Linked DNA regions of Homo sapiens: region 2 is linked to region 1. Evidence: chromatin loops called from intact Hi-C (ENCODE). Cell type or tissue: mammary epithelial cell. All regions are shown on one strand. Links, peaks and the distances in the headings refer to the core of each region. The heading gives the core; the rest is flanking DNA.

Region 1 (8,241 bases), core at 1,329-6,328:
GAACTATTAGCTAGTTTTTGATAAGTATTGTTATAAAAGTCTCCTAAAGTGTCTCTGTTCCTTCATGATTTTTAAATTTCAGTGCCATCATTATTATTCACTAGATATGTGGAATCTACAAATCTCCCCAAACACACACACTCAGACACACACAAAACACACACAAAAAGCACAGATTCTGAACAGCAGTAACTTTTAAATGTACAGTTATGTTAACAAGAAGATACAGGAATAACAAAAACAATTGTGGAAGAATGGAATTAGTATGAATACGAAGATTCTGTCACTGAAGCCCTGAGAGTATTTAATTACACATTATCATATTAAATTACCATACATCAAAAAGATTAAACTTGTTACACAAGGCAAAAGATATATTACAACACATAGGAAGGATGGGTATTTAAATTTGACACTCAATTACAAAGCTGGATATTAGGACAGGTTACAATATCAAAAAAATGGTAGATCAGGAATGGCATAATGATACAGATTAACTTGTTAATCTTGGATTTAACAATTTTAGAGAGAAAATTTCCTCCATGAGAAGTGTTAACTATAGTTCTGACATCATTGGAGTTGGAGTTAAAATGGGAATTATCTGGGAAACCCTAAGAGCATTCATACTAAAGTCTATAATCCTGGGTGGCATCATATAACATTTAATTATCCTCAAGTGAAACAGTGCTGCAATCCAGGCCCTCCAATATTTTCATAGATTCAGTTCAGTTAAACACAAGCCCAAATCCAAAACTGGAAATACAAGAAAATTGTGAGAAAGAGAGACACCAAGAGACATAATCAGCAAAAACAACAAAATGAAAATCAACCATCCTACGTCCAAAGCATTTGATACTTGAAGAACACAACATAAGCTACAAAATCTATATTTCTTAATGTTCAGAAAAAGAAAGTACATAAAATTTTATCTGAGAGCTTTAAATCAAAACCAGTGGAACTTCAAATGTAAAAAATATAATAAGGATTGAATGTCTACTAGTTCAGTTAAATATCAGATTAGACACTAATGGCAAATAAACTAGTAAACTTTAAGTCACACATAATATAATCATCTGAAGTATACTCCAATAAGAGAAAGACATAGAAATTTAAAGGCCAGTGCAAGACATCAAAACTGGATTGAGGACATATAATACAGCTAACCTGAGAGTCAATGTTGAAAGAGATAATGACAGAACATTATAAGAATGTTCATTAGTCAGGCTCCCTTATATTCAGGAAGCAAAATTTCTCTCAAGCAAAACAGTACATATATATATGTGTGTGTGTCTCTGTGTGTGTGTGTGTGTGTGTGTGTGTGTGTGTGTGTGTGTGTGTGTATGTACGTCACCATAACGGATGCCAAAGGGGTAGAAGAAGAGATATTGAAAATAAATGAGAAAGAAAGCAGATAGCCTATATGATGATGAGTTTAATCAGAGGCTCTACAGAAGTTAACCATGGAATTAGAAAGATAGTGGAAAGTTGTTTTTAAAAGGGTGAAAGAAATCACATCAGCCTACAATTGTATCCTTAGTAATCTGTCAACCTGGAATAAAACACAATAGAAAACGTGTAGAAATTACTATAACAAGTGCTAAAGACATTCTTCAGGAAGAAGAAAATGTCAGAAGGATGATTTGAGGTAAAATAAGAAATTTTAAAAAACAGAATTAATAAAATTAAAAGTAATTATGAATACAATTTTGCTTCATAAAAACACCAAATATAGTTTTTTCTTTTTCTTTTTCTTTTCCAATATGGCAGATTAAAAGCTTTTAGCATGTGTCAGGCACTTGGAAATAGCAAAATACTGCATAAAGATAAATTCTGCGAGCTTTAACTCAAGAAGGAAAATGGAAATTCACCACAATAGTGAAGGACACCTCTGATCCTGCAGAGAAGGAGGTGGGCAAGCAGCTTCTCTAACGGCATCTGACTAATAAAAATGACTGAACCTCCTGTACATGAGAAGGGCAGAGAGTCTTCCATTGTGACTCAACTTTCCACTAAGTGACATGTATAATCCAGGCCAAGGGAGAGCATTTTGCTTCTCTCAAGTCTTGGAGCTAACCTGGGAAGAGGTTGGACATGCTGAGAGGGAAAGACATGGGGAAAATCTGCTGCCATTTTCCAAGACCTGCAACAGAGAGGAGGATTCCATTTTTAATCCAGGCTCTTGCAAAGTCAGTCATGTCTGGTGACACAGCAGGACAGGCACACAGGTATTATAATCTCAGGCCAGAGATTGAAGTGCTTGCTCTAAAGGGGTGGAAGGGCCCCTACAGCCAGAATTGAGTAGCAGGTGTGGAAAGCATCCCAGCACTAGACAATAGACTTGGGCTATCTCCCATCACAGACTGGAGTGGGAAGAGAGTTGTTGAAACTGAGGTTTCTCCTGAGCAGAAAGACTTGAAGACAGGGAGAGTTTTGTATCCCGAAACTTTTCTGCATGTGTCATTGCTGGGTGCCTCTGCCCGCTCCCCTGAGATCATGAGGGGAGGCCTGAGGCCCTCTCTACTCTAGCCCCAGGCAGAACATCTGGCATTTAGAGTACACATTTGCCTGGACCAGCAGCCTGAGCCACCCACCCTTTCTGGGCACAGATCATGGTGCAGCAGAGCCCTCTCTGCTCCATGCTCAGGGAAATCTCCAGACATCTGGAGTACACATTAGCCCAAGTCAGCAACCTAAGGCACCCTACCCGTTTTGTGCAGAGATCTTCATGAAGTGGTGAAGCAGTGCAGCCTCCACTCCATGCCTGGCATATTTCTAGGTATTTGCTGCACCCCCTTGCCTGGATTAGCTGCCTGGGCTGCTCCCTCTTTCCTGCAAAGATGTTGTTGCATCACTGGGTACTCACCTCCTTGCTGGGGGACAATGAAAATACCTCCTTTCCTGGATTAGCGTAAGCTACCCCCCTTTCTCCTGCAAAGACCTTGTTGCAGTGGCAGTTTTTTGAATCCTCTCCAGGGAATACTTCCAGCCACCCACTCACCTGGAGAGCCTGAGCTGCCCCTCTTGCTATGCAAAGACCTTGGTGTAGCAGCACACTCTCTGCACACTCTCTCAGCACACTCACCTGGAAAGCCTGAGCTGCTCTTCCTTCTGTGCAAAGACCTTGGTAAGGGAGCACACTCTCTGCTCTATGCCCAGACATATCTCCAGGCCTTTGGTACACATGCTCCCTAGAATAGGAGCTTGAGCTGTCATCCCCTTCCCACACACACAAAAAAGCTTGGTATAGTAATACTCCCTCTGCTCCACACCCAGACATAAGTCCAGGCATTTGGCATACCTACTCCAGTGGGTTAGAAGTTTGAGCCACCCCCCCCTTCCTTCCTATGCAGAGATCTTGTTGTGCCAGCAGTTTACTTCTTCCCAGGCATATTATCCATCATGAGGTGCACCTGTCCCCCTGGAGTAGGAGTTGATCCACCCATCCTGTCTACCGCAATGATCTTATGGCAGCAATGACTTCTCCACTCCTTTCCAAGTCATATTTCCACATATCTGGCACACCCACTTTCCTGACAACATTCTAAGCCACCTCTCCCTTCAGGTGTAAAATCTTGGTGCACCAGTGCTCTCTCTGCTCAATGTCCAGACATATCTCAAGACATTTGGAGCACACAGTCTTCTAGATTAGGAGTTTAGACATCACTACTTTCCATGCACAGTACTTGAGGCAGTGGAAGTTACACAACTCCATCTCTACAAACACCTCTGGATACTTGGCAGCCTCCCACTGGATACCCCCGTGGAACTGGTGCTTGTGCTTGCCATTGGGGAAACTGTAGGTGGGCCTGGCTGGTGTGGTTTTGCCCTTCTTGGTCTCTCCTCCTCTAAGCCTGAGCAAGGAGGGAGCTCAGTCCATTGCGCATTCCAGAGATCAGCCTGAGGCAGGGAAAGTTTGCCTTAGCAAAGTAGGATCCAGTATAAATCCATCCACATTGGCTGGAGCAGCTTTTACCCATAAGTGCCACCTACTGGCCTGGATGTTAAAGAGCACAACACACAGGAAATTTGGCAGAGGCACAAAGCACTGGGGGAGCAGTTTCCTAAGACTTCCACCATCCTGGCCCACAGGAGGGAGTCAGCCTGCTCACACTCCAAGCACATTGCTACTACAACCAGCATTTGGGGAAGCCACTATACAAAGGCTATCTATAACCAAAGATCTTATACTGACTGCCTTGGAAAATACCCAGAACCAAAGTCAATGGACCCTACACAACATCATACGTTATACTTCCTTAGGATTGGATTGGGGTGTGGGGGAAAATACTATTCAAACAAAAGCAATATTAAAACATAAGGAGAGGTAGCTTATCCAAATATGAAGAAAAAAAAAACAGAGAAACAAATCAGAAGGCATAAAAACAAAAAACAAAAAAAGAAAATCTGAAAAAACAGTGATACAGCACTCCAGAAAGGGAACATTAACTCTCCAAAAACTGAATTCTAACCAAATTGAAATTTTAAAAATATCAGACAAATATTTTAAAATATTAATTTTAAAGAAGCTCTATGAGATCTAAGTGAAAACTAAAAATCTACACAAAGAAATCAGGAAAGCCATTCAGGACAGGAAAGAATGAGATAGACACCATAAAACAAAACAAAACAAAACAAATACAATTCTGGAAACAAACAAAACAAATTATTGAAGGAGTTACAAAATATGGCTGAAAGCTTTAATAATAGGCTAGACCAAATGGAAGAAATAATTTCAGAGCGGAAGACAGATCTTTCAAATTAACCCAGTCAGAGAAAAATTTTTAAAAAGAGAAAAAAAAGAAATATCTGAGAAATATGGGATTATATAAAATGTGCAAACCTATGAGTTATAGCTATTCCAGAAAGAGAAGAATAAATAAAAAGTATAGAAACCCTATCTGAGGAAATAATTCAAAAAAATAAATAAAAAGTATAGAAACCCTATCTGAGGAAATAATTCAAAAAAAATTCCTGGGTTTGGGAGAGATTTGAACATTGAAATATAAGAAGCTCAGTGAACTCCTGGAAAATACTTTGCAAGAAAAACTTCACCAAGGCATATATACATAGGACTATCCAAAGTCGATGTGAACAAAAAATTATAAGAGCAGAAAGACAGAATTCTCTTTATCACCCAGTGATATCACTAGACAGATCTTCAAGGCTGAAAATCATCAAGGAAACTCTGGACTTACACTGGACTATAAACCAAATGAACATAATGAACAATGACAAAATGCTTTATCCAACAGCTGAAGAATATACATTCTTCTCACCTTCACATGGAACATGCTCTGAAATCAACCATATACTTGACCATAAAGCAAGTTTCAATAAATTTAAAAAATTAAATGCATGTCAAGTATATTCTCAGACCAGAGTGGAATAAAATTAGAAATAAATATTAAGGCCAGGCGCGGTGGCTCACGCCTGTAATCCCAGCACTTTGGGAGGCCGAGGCGGGTGGATCATGAGGTCAGGAGATCGAGACCATCCTGGCTAACAAGGTGAAACCCCGTCTCTACTAAAAATACAAAAAATTAGCCGGGCGCGGTGGCGGGCGCCTGTAGTCCCAGCTACTCGGGAGGCTGAGGCAGGAGAATGGCGTGAACCCGGGAAGCGGAGCTTGCAGTGAGCCGAGATTGCGCCACTGCAGTCCGCAGTCTGGCCTGGGCGACAGAGCGAGACTCCGTCTCAAAAAAAAAAAAAAAAAAAAAAAAAAAAAGAAATAAATATTAAGAGGAACTCACAATACTGCGTAAGTACATGGAATCTAAACAACTTGCTCCTGAATGACCTTTTAGAAAACAACAAAATTGAGGCAGAAATCAATATATTTTTCAAAATAAATAAAAATAGAGTCACAACACACCAAAACCTCAGGGATGCAGCAAACTCAGTGTTAAGAGGTAAGTTTATAGCATTAAATGGCCACACCAAAAGGACACAGGAATCTCAAATTAATCATCTAATGTTGAACCTCAAGGAACTGGAAAAACAAATAATCCAAATCCCTTAGAGAAGAACTAAATGTGCCTGAGACAATGGAAGAAGATATAATGGAACTATAAAACAAAAATTTGTTTTTCTGAAAGAGTAAATAAAATTTACTGACTGATAGCTAGATTAACCAGAAAAAGATTCAAATAACAACAATCAGAGATAAGAAAGGAGATATTACAACTGATACCTCAGGAAAAAAAAAATTGTGAGACTGCCATGACCTCTCCCATACACACAAACTAGGAAAACTAGAGGAAATGAATATATTTCTGGAATTACATAACCTCCTATGACTTAACCAGGAAGAAATAGACATCCTAAAAAGACTGATAATGCATAATGAAATTGAATAAGTAATAAATTTTTTTAACAAAAAAAGCCCAGGAAAGATGAATTCACAGATGTATTTTACCAGACATACAACAAGGAGCTGGTATCAATCTTACCGAAACTATTTCAAAAAATCGAGATGGGACTCCCCGCTAACTCATATGAAACCACTATCACCCTGATATCAAAATCAGGCAAGAACACAACAATAAATGAACATATGATATGGTTGGCTCTCTGTCCCCACTCGAATCTCATCTTGAACTGTAATCCCCAAGTGTCAAGACAGGAACCTGTAATCCCCATGGGTTGAGGGAGGGAGATGGAAACTTTCCTTTTCAATCTTAGATATTTCTTTATAGCAGTATGAAAAAGGACTAATACAACACAGATGCAAAAATCCTCAACAAATTACTAGCAAATCCTCTCCAACAGCACATCAAAAAGATAATTGATCAGGATCAAGTGGATTTTATTCCGTGAATGCAAAGATAGTTGATCACATACAACTTAATAAATGTGATTCACCACCTAATCAGTATTAAGAACAAAAACCATATAACCATCTCAATAGATGCAGAAATGGCATTAAATAAAGTACAACATCTCTTGATGATAAAAATTCTAAACAAACTAGGCTTCAAAGGAACATATCTCAAAATAATGAGGCAGCTATGACAAACCCACAGCCAACATCATGCTGAATGGGCAACAGCTGGAAGAATTTCCCTTAAGAACTGGAACAACGCAAGGATGCCCATTCTCACCACTCCTATTAAACATAGTACTGGAAGTTTTATCTTGAGTAATCAGGTAAGATAAATAAATAAAAGGCATCCGAATAGGAAAAGAGGAAGTTTAATTACCTCTGTTCACTTATGACATGATCATAAACCTGGCAAACCCTTAGGATTCCTCTAAAATACTCATAGTCTTGATAGACACACCAAGTAAAGTTTCAGAATACAAAATGAAGGTACAAAAATCAGTAGTGTTTCTTCACACCAATGATGTTCAAGCTGAAAACCAAATCAAAACTGTATCCTTTTTACAATAGCCACAAAAATATCTAGAAATATATTTAACCAAGAAGGTAAAAGATCTCTATGAGGAGAACTGCAATATGAAAGAAATTGTAAATGACATAAACAAATGGAAAAACATTCCACGCTCATGACTGGAAGAATCAATATCATTAAAATTACCATACTGCACAAATGAATCTCCATATTCAATTCAATTCCTATCAAACTGTCAATGTTATTTATTATAGAAAGAAAAACAATCCTAAAGTTCATATGGAATCAACAAAATCCCCAAATAGCCAAAGACATTTTAGGCAAACAGAACAAATCTACAGGCATCACGTTGCCTGATTCAAATTATACTACAAGGCTATAATAGCCAAAACAGCATGTCACTGGCATGGAAATAGACACAAAGTTCAATGGAATAGAGTTAGTAAATGTAAAGCTACATGCATACATACAGCTGATATTTGACAAAGCCAACAAAAGTAAACAAGAAAGTTCACCTTATTCAATAAATGGTGCTTAGAAAATTGGCTAGTCATACGCAGAAGAATGAACTGAATCTCTATCTCTTACTCTATACAAAATTAACTCAGGATGAATTAAAAATGTAAATGTTGACCTAAAACTATAAAAATTATAAAAGAAAACCTGGAAAAAGACTCTTCTGGACATCGTCCTAAGCAAATAATTTATAATGTAGTGCCCACAAGCAAATGCAACAAAAACAAAAATAGACAAATGAGACAATTAGATTAAAAATCTTATGCACAGCAAAATAAATTATCAATAGAGTAAACAGCCTACAGAATGGGAGCAAATATGTGCAAATTAGTCCTCTGACAAAGGGCTAAAATCCAGAATCTACAAGAAACTC
Region 2 (8,241 bases), core at 1,460-6,459, 100 kb before region 1:
TTTTCAGAATAGTAGAGAGGATCTTAAAGAGTTAAGTAACTTGCCATGGGTACAAATCTTTGTGTCATTGTTGGGATTCAAATACATTGCTTTGGACTGGATAACAGAAATATTCAAACATTAGTCTACACTGCTATTCTATATTAAGTCAATAGATACTAGGAAAAAGGCCACACATAAAATTATAACCATTACACCCAAGAAAATTAAAGCAACATTTGTTTCTGTCTCTTTGTTAAACCATACTGGAACCATGGATGCTTAATTTTCCTGTGTTAAATACTGCCGATGACCAGAAATACCTTAGCTACTGTGTTTCAGGGGGAAAAAATGCTGATCAAAGTTGCAACTGTGAACTCCCTCAAATAGCTTTCTTAATAATGCTAATAATAGCTTGTTTATCAAGACTTGCTTGAAGATTTTTGCTTCAATGTGTCATCTTTAGAACAAACAACAAACAACAACAACAAAAAAAAAAAAAACAGAAAGAAAGAAAACTGCCATAAAAGTCTGTGCAATATCACTCAGTCTTTTGCTTTGCAAGAGCCGTCCTAAAATGTCTTACTCTAGGCCCTAAGATTTTATCATTATCCTCCTTCTGGGTCTCCATTTGAGATACCACTAACACAGTCTCTGTGGTTTTCTGCTGTATAAAATATTTGACTAATACAAATAACTATTTAACAGTTTTTTTCTGATGCCTTTTAGGAAGTTTTCAGTTAACAGGCATATAACATACATAAATTTTATGTTTCACTTTGATAGAAAGTGTTTTCAATGGACTTATTCATTAGTACTATATTTATAATAACTGTTCTAGTTCACCGGCAATAATATAAAGCATCAGAGCAAAATATCAAGAGCATATGCAAGAAATGTAAATTATTTATTAAAAAGACCATTGATATTTAGGAGGCAGAAAATGTATCTCATTTGTTAGGAGCACTGAATTTGCAATATGTGGATTAAAATGAGACTGGGAGGAAAGTAAAAGATATCAATTTATGCAACAGTTTAAACACTTTACCCAAAATTTATGAAAGTGAAATTGCCCTAGGGGAATTTGTTCACATAAAGAACTAAATATACCTTTATTTTGTTTAAGAAATTCTTCCTTATTGATCTATTTCAAATAAATTCACTAGATATACTGGAACTATGAATTAATTATTCCAGAAGAAATTTTTGTGTGTATGTGAACAGGAGAGAGAAAGACAAAGTAAGGGAAAGTTTTTTAGTGAATAAAACTTTGTATTAATAAACCTTGAGAAATTTGAGGTTACAAGTATCAATGTGTTTGCCTAAAGCATCTTGCCTACTATCACACTTCATAAGATATATCAGTTTCATTTTTACATAAGATTTTTAAAAACATATTTACTTATATATCTTGGCCAGTACTGTCTTTATTTTAACACTGCAAGTCCCAGAGACCAGGAAACCTCCCATCCCTTCCAAAACAAAGCCTCATATTCACTCTATAATATTCAGCATACAAAGAACAAATCTAAAAGGCATATATGTGTTTTTTCGGATATATCAATGGAAATGATGAAACTGTAGAGAGCTTATTTTTAGTGTTTATTTATTTAAATAAGTTGCATTTTTATACCAATTTAAATCATGTATTAGTGTTCAAGACATGGGGCAAAAAGTCATGTACAAATTTATGAGTTCTCCTCAACATTGATATGAATCAAATGAAAATAGCAGAAATGTATATATGTTCACATTTGTTTTATTATTTTATAAATGCAAAGAAGTTCTATTGTGTTTTCAAAAGGATATAAAAGGACCAATATAACAATCTATACATTTTCTTATGTTCTTTCAGAAGCATTTATAGGAGTAGACAAACATCTTTAATGTATTACACTGACAACTTTTTAAAAATTATTTTTAATTGACACATAATAATAGTACATGTTTATGAGGTACAAGGTGATATTTCAAAACCTACATGCAATGTGTATCAATCAAATCAGAGTAATTAGCAATCCATCACTTCAAACATTTATTATTTCTTTATGTTGAGAATATTCAAATCTGCTCTTCCATTTGAAAATATACTATTGGTTGTTGTTTATTACAGTCACTAAATAGTGCTATGGAACACGAGAACTTACTTCTGCTATGTAGCTGTACTTTTACACCCATTAACAAATCTCTAGCTATCCCCGACATACCCTTCCCTTCCTAGCCTCTAGTAACCACTATTTTACTCTCTACTACTGTGAGATCAACTCTTTGAGCTTCCACATAGGAGAGAGGACATGTGATACTTATCTTTGTGTGCCTGTCTTATTTCACTTAACAGCCCACAAGCTAATCCATATTGCAGCTAATGACAAAATTTTGTTCTTCTTTATCACTAAGTAGTGTTTTAAACAATGGCAACATTTCTCTTATGACACTTTTATGGCAAATAAATAATATAGTTGTATTTGTTACAAATTAAAATATGATTATCTTCTTGGGCATAGTTTCTCAAATTTGCATAATAATAAAAATCAATTGAGCATTTCTGAAAGTACTTCTTCCCAGAGCCCACCCCAGGCAAAGAGGCTCAAAATCAATTAAAAATATTATTATTTGTAAATTGACTTCTCTTAGCCTAAAAATAAACACTTTCAAAATGTGTTTTCTCAAACATGAATAATTAATTCATAATGTGGGCTCCTCTTCCAATCATAAATCAAGTTTTCGAAAGAATGATCCTGAAAATTAGGAAAAGCAGTAATAATAAGAATAGTCTCAGGTTTAAGTTAAAGTAAATTATTATTTTGCTATCAGAATGAGGGGCCGCATGCAAAAGCCTAATAGATAAAATTCAGTCAGTACATTGCCACGTATATATGTGAAATTAAGGCTTCTTAAAGAAAAGAATATGTAATATCTATTGATACTTATTTAGTGTACTGAGCTATAGAAATTTCTTTGGTTTCTGGGAGTTTCAGTATTAAAACTGAGACAGCATCAGCCAATGAGGAATAGCAATTGCTACATTAATTGAATGACTGATGTAAGCAATACTATATAGAAAATAAAGATTGCTTTTTGCAACTTATAGAGTACAGATAAATTAAGACCTATTAGATGACAGTTTTGTAACTAACACACATTAAGGGAAATAGTGAATTTTTTCTTCATTTCCTATGTGAAAAATACAGATTCAGAAAATAAATAATTCATTAGAAATCTCATTAAAAATTCATTCATAAAATAACTCATTAATAAGTGTCAGACCTCAGTTTGGGAGATTCAAAAGCAAGTGCTGGAATATTCCAGAACACTTGCTCTGAGTAGGCGTGAGAGATCATTAAATAAATATTGTAGCAGATTTCTACCACTCCAAGTCACTCTTGTCAGATGAAGCTTTTGACAGTAATTGTTTTGTAAATGCATCATAGTGAAGAACTGAGGAAATGAGAAGAAACTGTATATTCAAATGTTCTACAAGGATAAATAAATGCTTTAACATTTGAAAAAAATGTATTGACTGTGCCAGATTTTTATTAGTTTATACCTGTGTGGAAAAACAGGATGAAATATGTAACAAATATTTTATGCAGTAATATTCGTGATATTTCAATTTATCTGTTTCATGATTGGCCATATTTATTCAAATAGAGTTTTGATGACAAATAAGTATTTATTCTGACATATTCAATAGGCATTACTGTATTGCCTAATGTGGTTAGGTGTTTCTATATACAAGAGAATAATTAATTATCTTCCATCATCATAACAATAACATTGTGAAAAACATCATTTATTTACAATTATGAAACTGAGCACAATATAAGAAAACTTTTAGAGTTTTCTCATTTTATACAACTATTATGTAACAAAACAAGATTTCTATACACAACTTGCTTTTTACATAATCAGTGCACATGTCCCCCAACTGAATTATTTTCAACTATAATATCATTCAGGCAAAAGTCATAAATCAAAAGAATCATATCTGCAATATTGTTTTAGCTGGAAGTTATTAGGCAATACTTCTGTAATAACAACAAAATGCAGTCACTTGCCACAAAGGTTTATTTCCTGCTCTGGCTGTGTTTTCATTGTTGGTCAGCTGACACTTCTGTGTCATCATTACCCTGTAATAAAAAAACGATAGAACGCCTTCATCTGTATTATGCCCAATTGTCCTGGCAGATAAAAAGAAAATAAAAGAAAAAGAAAAAAAAGAAAAGGTGACTATGGTGGGTCTCATATTGTTACAGGATTCCTTTGGTGCCACTTTGCCAGCTGGGAATCTCTGTGGCCAGCACTGCCTGGAAATCTCTGTGGCCACGGCTGCCTCTGGCCTGGCCTTTCTAGGGCCAGCTGGACTCGCTCTGCCTGCTCAGCCCAGCAGCCTGCACTCAGTTCACTCCCTGGCCCGGATCCCATGACTGCCTTGGCTCTATGCTCAGCTTGAGCCTGAATCAGGCGTGCTGTGAGTGGCTTCTGTATAGGGCGCAGGCGTCTAGAATAGGCGAAGGTTGGTGGTGCCCAAAACCTCAGAGATGCCAGCAATCGCGGAGCCCCAAGTGGTGTTACAGCTCTTGCTTGGGGAGTCCCAAGGTTTGGGCCCCAAGAAAAGTTGCAGCTCTTTACTCTCGTAGCTCAGCCAGTGGGAGCGTGTTATAGCTGTCTTTCTCCTGTAGTCCGGTGAGCAGGAATGTGTTATAGCTCTTTCATTCCAGCCGCCCACAGCTGAGTGAGTTCCAAGTTCTTGTCCTGTGACCAAGAGGAATAAGGTGTGTGGACACTGGAGAGTAAGTAAGGCAGAGAAGAATTTTATTGAGCGACAGAAGGAAAGCCCTCAACTGTGAAAAGGGACCCTGAAAGTGGGTTGTCATCTGTGAGGCTGAGTCTGGGCTTGTCTGGGTTTACAATGGGAGAATGTGTGCTGATTGGTCCATAGGTGTTCTTTGAAAAAATCACCATCCAATTGGTTAAAAAGCATCATCCGGAAGGAACCAATCAAGAGAGAGAAGGTAAGCTGGGGATAGAACTTCTAACTCTGATCATGAACTCTATCTGGAACTAGCAGCTCGGTTTTCAGGCTTTAAACTGTCTTCGGCTTGAAGGTCGGGTTTCACCAGGGACTCATCCCTGTTTGCCTAGGAGTGTGTCTGTCTCGTGTCACTGTCAATATTGGCATTAATTATTTAAAGATGCTGGCTTCAAAAAGAACTATTCCATCAGCACATTCAGTTCCTTGCCCAGCATTTGCCACAAAATCCCATAAACCTACAAGGTAGATTGGAAGTGCAATCTTACCAGGTGCTTCAGATAAATCAAAACAGAATATTTACCAAATACCACATTAACTGGTATAAGTTTATTATTATGAGATTAAGGCCCATATACCATATCTCACCTCTTGTCTGATTATTAAGAGATGCCTCTCTCCCAACCAGCCAAATGAAAAAAAATGAAAGATGTCCCTCTAAGTTAAATGATTTGTATTTTTTTTTCTGTTGAGGGCTTCAAGAAATTATATTGAATGAGAAAAACAAAAATAGTTAAAGGTCATTTACTAGTTTCCTGCTATAACTGACGTCTTTGCATTGTGGACACTTAGGTTATGAGGAGCATATATAAGGAAGTATGGAAAATAAATAACTAAAATTAACATTTTAAGATATTTTCTGACTCCATAAATAAAGTCAAGGTTCCGAAAGAGTATATAACAAACTTATAGTATTTGTCTCTTCTGGGAAGTAGCAATGAAGGTGTGAGAAGAGAATGTTATGCTTTGCTGCATTATATCATATATATAATTTACAATAACTTCAGGTATATTTAAATTCAAAAAATAAATGAATGAAGGAAGGAACAAAAATAATAAAGACTAAGTAAATGAAAGATATAAATATGACTAAATAAAATTATATGGGACAAAGAATGAAAAACATGGCATTTAATACTTAAGCATTTGGTTTTTATTCCATAGTATAACCAAAAGTTGGGATTCATCCCAATGAATTTAAAGGTTAACTTTGCCAAGGTTAAAGACCATGGCTCATGACACGGCCTCAGGAGGTCCAAGTCTGAGAGTATGTGCCCAAGGTGGCTGGGTTACAGCTTTGTTTTATACATTTTAGAGAGACAGAAGCTACAGCCAAAGACACAAATCCATACATGTAAGATAAATAATGATTTGGCCCAGAAAGACCAGACATCTGGAAGTTGGGGCTTTCAGGTCATAGGAGGATCCATAGGTGGATTTCATGATTTGTTTTAATGTTAATGCTGGTCAGTTGTGTGTAAACTCTGTAAACCAAAAAGTACTTCAGACAAGTCTCAATCAATTTAGAAAGTTTATTTTGCCAAGCTTAAGGATGTGCCTGAGACACAGCCTCAGGAGGTCCTGACAATATGTGCCCGAGGTGGACAGGTTACAGATTGGTTTTATACATTTTAGGGGTCATGAGACATCAATCAATATATGTAAGATGTACATTGGTTTGGTCTGAAAGGCAGGACAATTCAAAGTGGGGAAGGGGCTTCCAGCTCATAGGTAGATAAGAGGCAAATTGTTCCATTATTTTGAGTTTCTGATTAACTTTTCACTGAATATACAATTTACAGAAATAGTCACTTGTGCTTTTGTCTGGCTTAGTGAAACAGTGGAACAAAGGAAGCAATTGGGTATGCATTTGTCTCATGTGAGCATAGGGATGACTTTGTGTTCTGCTTGTCCTTTGTCCACAAGGAATTTCCTTGTGGGCAAATTGTAGGGAGATATGTAGCTTTTTTGTAGCTATCTTATTTAGGAATAGAAAGAGAGGCAGGTTTGCCCGAAGCAGTACCCAGTCTGACATTTTTCACCGGGTTAGTGATGTTAGGGTACCGAGATTTATTTTCTTTCCACAACTCCAAAGGGAGAAGGGCATAATGAGGCATGTCCAACCCTCCATTTCCATCATGGCCTGAACTAGTTTTTCAGGTATCTTTGGGGTCTCCTTGGTAAAGAAGGGGGTCCATTCAATTGATTGAGGGGCGCAGAATTTTATTTTTCGTTTAAAATAGGCAGTAAAATATCTTTTTAGGCTTCTAAGAAGGTTGGTAACATGATTAGATTTATACGCTACAAGATATATATAATATTATGCTGTATATTCAAATAAATAATGAAATAGCAGTTAGTTGTCATTCAACCACTCTATGAAAAATGAATGACACATCTCCTTATGAATCTCTGTACTAACACGTCTAATTTTAAAAATATATTGAAATTGAGCAAAAGTGAGTTTATCACAACCTAATTTCTACAATATCCTAAATGCTTACCATGTTCCAAGTACTAACTTATGTACATAGTAGCAAAGAAATATTAATCATGTTAAGTAGCATTCATCCACATTAAATCTATCAGGCATACCAAGCAAGTTCAACACATTTAATCCTCACAATACTTCACTATAGCTGTAAGATGTAGGTATTACTAGCCCAATGTAATAGATGAGAAAAATAAAATTCAAAGAGGTTTAATTACTAGCCCAAGGTCACTACCTCAAGATTGGTCCACATATGAGTCAAGATCAAGTCTGTCTGTCCTCAAAAGACATAAGTTTCCCACTAAGTTTTACTATTTCTCTATTTTGATTTTTATAGTAAGAGCAAGTTGTTTTTTTTTCTCACATAAATTTTTACAATGGGAAAAAAGTAATCAGAAAAAATTGCTCATACTGCATAAAATGTACGTAGAGGACACTGAAGCTATTAGAATGTGTGTAATTTCTTTATATTCATTTTGATTGCAGTACCAGAATAAGCTGATAACTTCGTTTCCAATTTGAATATGTAGTCACAGCAACATGTTATTTTCTGATGCCAATGTTTTTGTTTTCTTTTGGAGAAAGAGTTCGATTTTCCCTTTTTTCTTAGACAAAAAAGTCTTGTACATTTCTCAAATATACATTACCCTTATGTTTGAAAGGAGGAGATGCAAGCAGCAGCAAACAGTCTGAAAAAATCAGCAATAAGTACAGTTCAGCTATTAGGCTAGGGAAAAATACTGACATATGTATTATGTTTCATACAACCTAATGATTTTTTTTCCCAGAAACTAACTTTAGACTAAACAAGAAAACAATATTCCTTAGCTGTCACTTGAGAGAAAATTTGCCTTTAGTGAAAACAAAACTTTAGAAATAAACCCAATAGGACAAAATATACATGCTATAAAGACCTTTTTTTGAAATACCTTTTACTTTTTATTTTACATTTCCATCC

The links. Hi-C counts contacts between places; a loop is a spot of excess contacts. Peaks named below come from ENCODE experiments on the same cell type or tissue, not always from the same donor. Only the 100,000 strongest peaks of a DNase experiment are listed, where the experiment ranks them.
Region 2: a loop joins it to region 1, with 13 times the contacts of the local background. A loop is called at or near these places in 1 of 110 quality-filtered maps.

The regions. Positions count from the first base shown.
Region 1 is chr13:82,754,250-82,762,490 of GRCh38, forward strand. No RefSeq gene overlaps it. Among named protein-coding and RNA genes, the nearest start is that of SLITRK1, 1.1 Mb to the right of the region's middle. In mammary epithelial cell, for the core only: a CTCF peak has its summit at 3,989 (motif pointing left); no DNase peak of the experiment used is centred there.
Region 2 is chr13:82,650,992-82,659,232 of GRCh38, forward strand. LOC124903242 (a long non-coding RNA gene) reads left to right here and starts at 4,399. Exons shown (of 2, transcript XR_007063928.1): 1 at 4,399-4,994. In mammary epithelial cell, for the core only: no CTCF peak of the experiment used is centred there; a DNase peak (open chromatin) is centred at 4,070.